Regions from separate parts of the Homo sapiens genome. Here region 1 is linked to region 2. A link is an interaction called in ENCODE POLR2A ChIA-PET data of the cell type or tissue named here. Cell type or tissue: B cell. All regions are shown on one strand. Links, peaks and the distances in the headings refer to the core of each region. The heading gives the core; the rest is flanking DNA. Region 1 overlaps PDE6D (phosphodiesterase 6D). Region 2 has its middle 24 kb from the start of PTMA.

Region 1 (2,904 bases), core at 228-2,727, 73 kb after region 2:
ATTAGCTGGGTGTGGTGGCGCATGCCCGTAATCCCAGCTACTTAGGAGGCTGAGGCAGGAGAACCACTTGAACTTCGGAGGCAGAGGTTGCAGTGAGCTGAGATCGTGCCATTGCACTCCAGCCTGGGTGACAAGAGCAAAACTCCATCTCAAAAAAAAAAAATTATATATATAAAGCCTATTTCTCTGAAAATAAAAACTGTGCACTTCTGAAACTTTTATGTACAGATTCTGGTAGAGAAATGGTTAAAAGAGGTAAAAATGTGATGACAGAGCTTTTCTCTTGCAGAATAATCCACTGTGCATCTTTATAAAAGTTCCCTAATTACAGAACATTTCTCTTTTCTTTTCATTGTAAAGAGACCATTAGCAAAATTACTCTCTTCCCCTATAATGCAAGCAGACTGGGGCAAGAACAGAAGTTTTGGGGGCAGACCATTTCTTTTGTTGAAGTTGTTGGAGTGGTATTTATTCCCAAAGGTTTGGGCAAGAAGACATATTCGACTTTGATTACAACATAGCTTGGCCATCATATACCATTGAAGTTTTCAAGATGTTGCTCTAAGGATTTTCCAGCTTTCCACATCATAATGTACATATTAATGCAGAGGAAACTCAAACTGTAAGAGATATTGGTTGTCCTGAAGCACAATTCCAACCAAATCAATGGTTTATTTATTTGTTAAAGACAGGGTCTCACTCCGTCGCCTAGGCTGGAGTGCAATGGCACAACTGAAGCTCACTGCAGCCTTGAACTCCTGGGTGCCAGCAATTCTTCCCACCTCAGCTTCTTGGGTAGCTAGGACTATGGGTGCAAACTACTAAACCTGGCTTTTTTTTTTTTTTTTTTTGAGAGACAGGGTCTCTCTCTGTTGTTCTAGGCTGATCTCTATCTCCTGGCCTCAAGTGTTCCACCTACCTTGGCCTCCCAAAGTGTTGAGATTATAGGCATGAGCCACCACACCTGGCCCTAAACCAAAGATTCAAAGAGAAAGTTTAGAAATATAACTCCAGCCACAGGTTGCAATCCAAACATCATTAAGAATTCCCTGTGGTGAAGCATCTTCTGAGAAAGTGAAGTCAAGCTCTATGTGTTAGGTTTAAGTGCTCAAAAAAAAAAAAAAGATAGTATTCAATTGACTATTGTTGTAAAAGCCTTAGAGAAGGGCTAATCTAACCTCGCTTCCAGATATCTTTTCTTTTTTTGAGACAGGTTCTCACTCCTGTTGCCCAGGCTGGAGTGCAGTGGTACGATCACAGCTCACTGCAGCCTCAACTTCCTGGGCTCAGGTGATCCTCCCACCTCAGCCTCCTGAGTATGTGGGGCTACAGGTGTGTGCCACCACACCTGGCTAATTTTTTATATATTTAGTAGAGACAGGGTTTTGCCATGTTGCCCAGGCTGGTTTCGAACTCCTGGGCTCAAGCAACTTGCCTGCCTCAGCCTCCCAACAGACATCTCCTTTTAAACATGTCCCCTCCTGTGGACCAGGACAATTTCCAAACACTAAAAGTTTCAAGTATTAAACGATTTATTTTTTTTCTTTAGATGAGTTTTGCTCTTGTTGCCCAGGCTGGAGTGCAATGGCACGATCTCGGCTCACTGCAACCTCCGCCTCCCAGGTTCAAGCAATTCTCCTGCCTCAGCCTCCCCAGTAGGTGGGATTATAGGAGCGTGCGACCACGCCCAGCTAATTGTTGTATTTTTAGTAGAGACAGGGTTTCACCATGTTGGCCAGGCTAGTCTCCTGACCTCAGGTGATCTGCCCACCTCAGCCTCCCAAAGTACTGGGGTTACAGGCGGGAGCCACTGCGCTCGGCTAAACAGTCAATTTCTTAAATCCCCATATCAGTATGTAAATAAAATTAAGGTAAAAATTCAGTTATCCTGGGTCAGGATTCACTTTAAACAATATAAAAGCCTATCTAATAATGTTTAATGATAATGAGAAAATGTTCATAATGTATTGATATGTGAACAGGAAGAGTATTTTTTAATTAAAAAGCAGTTTACAAAACATGTATAATGTGATCACAGTTATTAAAAATTATATTTACACATATATTTCCTTTACCAAAGGAATGGCTGTTACAGAAAGTTTGGAAAATAGAGGACAGTGCTTGCTTCGGCAGCACATATACTAAAATTGGAATGATACAGAGAAGATGAGCATGGCCCCTTAAAAAAAAAAGAAAACAAAGGACAAAAAAGAAATAACTGTAATCTTATAACCCACAGATTACTGGGTTTAATATTTTGATGTATATATTTCTAATTTTTGATGCACATATACTTCTCCCCAATAAATGTAATTGTAAAAGTTTTTTTTAGTCATTAGCTTTGCCTATATATCTACCTACCTACCTGTCTGTCTGTCTGTCTAAAACGGCATCTTAGATAGACAGACAGATAGGTAGATAGATAGTGCAGTGGTGCACATGGCTTACTGCAGCTTCAAACTGTTGGGCTCAAGGGATTCTCCTGGCTTGGACTCCTGAGTAGCTAGGATTACAGGCACCCCCAGCTAATTTTTTTTTTGTTTTTTTTTGTAGAGACAAGGTCTCACTATGTTGCCCAGGCTGGCTCAAACTCCTGGGCTCGAGTGATGCCCTTACCTTGGCCTCCCAAAGTGCTGGGATTACAGGCATAAGCCACTGCATCTGGCCACATCAACTTATATATACCTTGTGTTCTAAGAAGCTAGGGCAAATTATAAGAATCATGTACAACAGTGCTTCTCAGCCTTGGCTGCCTATTAGAATCACTTGGGGAACTTCTAAAACTCCTGATTCCTGGACCTGACCTTTCAGACCAATTAGAATCTCTGGAGGTGGAACCCAGGCATCAGTATTTTTCACAGTTCCCCAAGTCATTCCACTGAAGCCAGGGTGGGGAACCATGAC
Region 2 (2,904 bases), core at 185-2,684:
TGACTCTGCCCTTGCCCTGCTTAGTGACTTTGGCTTGGTTACTTACCCACTCTGCCTCTCATGGTATCCCAGATGGGTTTAATATCACCTTCTGGAGAAGAATTTGGGACCCAGGGCCAAAAATGGTCAGGGGCTGCCTTCCCTCTGGGATCCCCCAGGGCCCCAGCTTCTAAATCACTTGGATGGGGGGAAGCGGAGGAGGAGGGCCTGATATGGAGGAGCCAGTTGGGAGGCACTGGGGAGGAGGGGAGGAGTAGGGGGGCTGAGGGGGCAGGGGAGGCTGACAAAAGAGACCAGCTGCTGTTTGCACACAAACCCCAAGTTGATAATGAGTGGAGGGGTGGGGCGGGGCGGGGAAATGGCTTGGCAGGAGCCTCTGCCAGCTGAAGAGGCTGCCCAGAATGCCCCCCCCTACCCCACAGACCCCAGCTCTGGGCTCTCACTACCCACGCCCAGGGCATAAATCTGCTCCCAAGACTGCAGCAGGAAGGGCAGGAGGGCCCAGTCTGGGCAATCTGGTCCCCACTAAGCCCAAGGCTTAAATCCTTCTTGGGCCACACTCATCCTGAGCCCTGCCCTGGGGAAGCGCTTGTCATGGAGCCCATGACCCCGCAAGGAGCTGGGAGCAGGCCCAGGCTCCCTCTCTGAGCTCCTGGTTAGAATGAAGGCCCTTGGAGAGGCTCTGAAGAAGAGGGGAGGCTCCCAGATGTGAGGCCTTGAAGAGTCCTCTGTACTGCAGCCTCCCGGACAGAATCAAAAAGGCAGACCCAGGGATGAGGGGTCAGGAAGCCCCTGTCAGCCCCTTTGCCCCCAGTAATGCCAGGAGGGCTCTGGGTAGTCCCCTAGATAGGATGCAGACAAACAAAGGCAAAGAACAAACTGTTGCAGTGGCTCACGCCTGTAGTCCCAGCTGCTCAGGAGGCCAAGGCAGGAGGATTGCTTGACCCTGGGGTGTTGGAGGCTACAGTGAGTCATGATTGCACCATTGCACTCCAGCCTGGGCAACAGAGCAAGACTCCATCTCCAAAAAGAAGAAGAAAAAAAAAAAAGCTAAGGAAGACCAGCTGGGCTCCCTGGGTTGTCAGGAGTGGGAACCCCCCCCCCCCCGTTTACTCACCCCCATCTGCCTGGAGAGTCATGGAAGGGCTTCCCTTTCTGTGGCCCCAGGGCCCTGCTCTGTCCGTTTGTGCATGCACCCCCCTGCCCCTAGAGTCTGACTGGCCTGTTGGCATCCCCCTCCAGGCAAAGAGCTGCCCCGTGCCCGCAGCCGCCTCCTGCCATGTGGGCTGTGGGCGCAGCTGACAGGCTGTGCGTGCAGGAGAGCGAGAGCACGTGCTCCTGCTGCTGCCGGGTGCCAGCCTAGCAACGGCTCCCAGGGGCCCAGAGAGGTGGTGCTGGCAGGGGATGGCAGCTCTGGTGCCCTCCCCACCGCGCTGCCTCCTAGTTCCCTTGCTGCTTGAGCTCCCTGCCAACACCTGCTCCAGAAGAGGGTCAGCCTGGCACTGGGCCCCAAGGACAGCAGTGGACCACAGCAGCCTGCACAACTCGGAGGCCTCAGTCTTCTGCTGGGGCTGGTCCCTAAGAAGCCAGGGGCTGAGCTTCATGGGGAGCAGGGAGGAAACCCCGCTGTGTGAACCAGGAGCCCCGCCTTGGGCAGAGCATGGTTGAGGAGCAGGATGGTTCTCTTGGGTGCCCTTCCTAACAGCTCACCCCCTTCTCAAGGCAAGAGGGAGACTGGGTGCGGCAGGAGGGGAGGGAGGTAGAAGAGCCAGGCAAAGGCTTGGAGGGGCGATGAGAGAGGTTGGGGGAGAGGCACACAGCGAGGAGGAGGAGGATGGGGAAGGGGAGGAAGAGTGAGAGGGGAAGGGGGAGGAGCGGCATGCAGCCAGGTGGTGGAGGGACCTTGAATGCTGAGCAAGTAGTTAGTCCTGGTGTCAGTGGGAGCCACAGAAGATGCTGAGCAAGGAGCCACCAGAGGCACAGAGCAGGAGGGAGATCACGGCTACAGGGCAGTGAGAAGAAGCCAGAGGGGTCCGCATTCGGGGAGTGGTGCCCTCCTGTAGGGGCAGCTGGAACCCAGGCCTGGTTCCAACCTGTGCTTGAGCTGCTGTGGGCAGCTAGGCAGCTGTGATTTGGGGCAACATGATGGCCTGTCCCTGTTTGTTGGGAGGGTCAGATAGTATAATGTGGGCAGAGCTGTCCTGGAAGGGAATTACTGTCACTAGTAGGGAGGAAGCATGGCTTGGATTGGGGCTTAGGCTCCCGAGTCACAAGGCTTAGCCTCTACGTGTCAGAAATGGGCACCTTTGCTCACTTCCCCTCCTGGGCTCTGGGGGCAGTGGTGTCCACAGTGAGCGCTGGTGGGCTCCTGAGGGGCCCTGCTTGGCACTGGTCATGCAGCTGGGGCCACAAGCAGTATGTGTCCTTGAGCCCAAATGTGGCACGAGGTGGTGAGGGGAGGAGCTTGGTCTGAGTGGGCACGTGAATAGGCAGGAATGCGGGGGGTTTGAGCAACGGCCCACAGAGGCAGACCAGTAACCAGCGTGAGGGGCTCCAGAGCCCTAAGAGAGGCCTGGGTACCACCAGGGAAGAGGCAGCCGGGGACAAGGAGCCAGCAGCACACCAGGTTCTAGAGGGTGAATGGGACTTGATATGAAAGGGATGCTGGAGTGTAGACGTTTTCCTCCTATGCCTGAGCGTGTGCCCACGTGCCCGCCCTGGTGCACCTGGATGAGTGTGTGTTCGGGATGCTTTCTCTGAGCTGGATTTCACAAGCCACCACAGGGCCCACCTCACTGGGGGGCTTCCAGGGCACCGGGCCCTAGGGATGGAGCATGCCTATTTAAGATGCCAAGGCCAGTGCCAAAGAGGCCAGCCCAGTGCCACCCGGAGAGGGGACTGAGC

Evidence for each region. ChIA-PET counts read pairs that join two places held together with the same protein. Peaks named below come from ENCODE experiments on the same cell type or tissue, not always from the same donor. Only the 100,000 strongest peaks of a DNase experiment are listed, where the experiment ranks them.
Region 1: POLR2A ChIA-PET joins it to region 2 with 5 read pairs; 5 of 35 experiments call an interaction of 5 or more read pairs at or near these places.

Annotation. Positions count from the first base shown.
Region 1 is chr2:231,755,770-231,758,673 of GRCh38, forward strand. All of the region lies in intron 1 of PDE6D (phosphodiesterase 6D), which reads right to left. It also overlaps the pseudogene RNU6-1342P. Among named protein-coding and RNA genes, the nearest start is that of PDE6D, 24 kb to the right of the region's middle. In B cell, for the core only: no CTCF peak of the experiment used is centred there; no DNase peak of the experiment used is centred there.
Region 2 is chr2:231,683,166-231,686,069 of GRCh38, forward strand. No RefSeq gene overlaps it. Among named protein-coding and RNA genes, the nearest start is that of PTMA, 24 kb to the right of the region's middle. RefSeq lists enhancers at 2,217-2,266, 2,870-2,904. In B cell, for the core only: a CTCF peak has its summit at 2,347; DNase peaks (open chromatin) are centred at 1,356 and 2,376.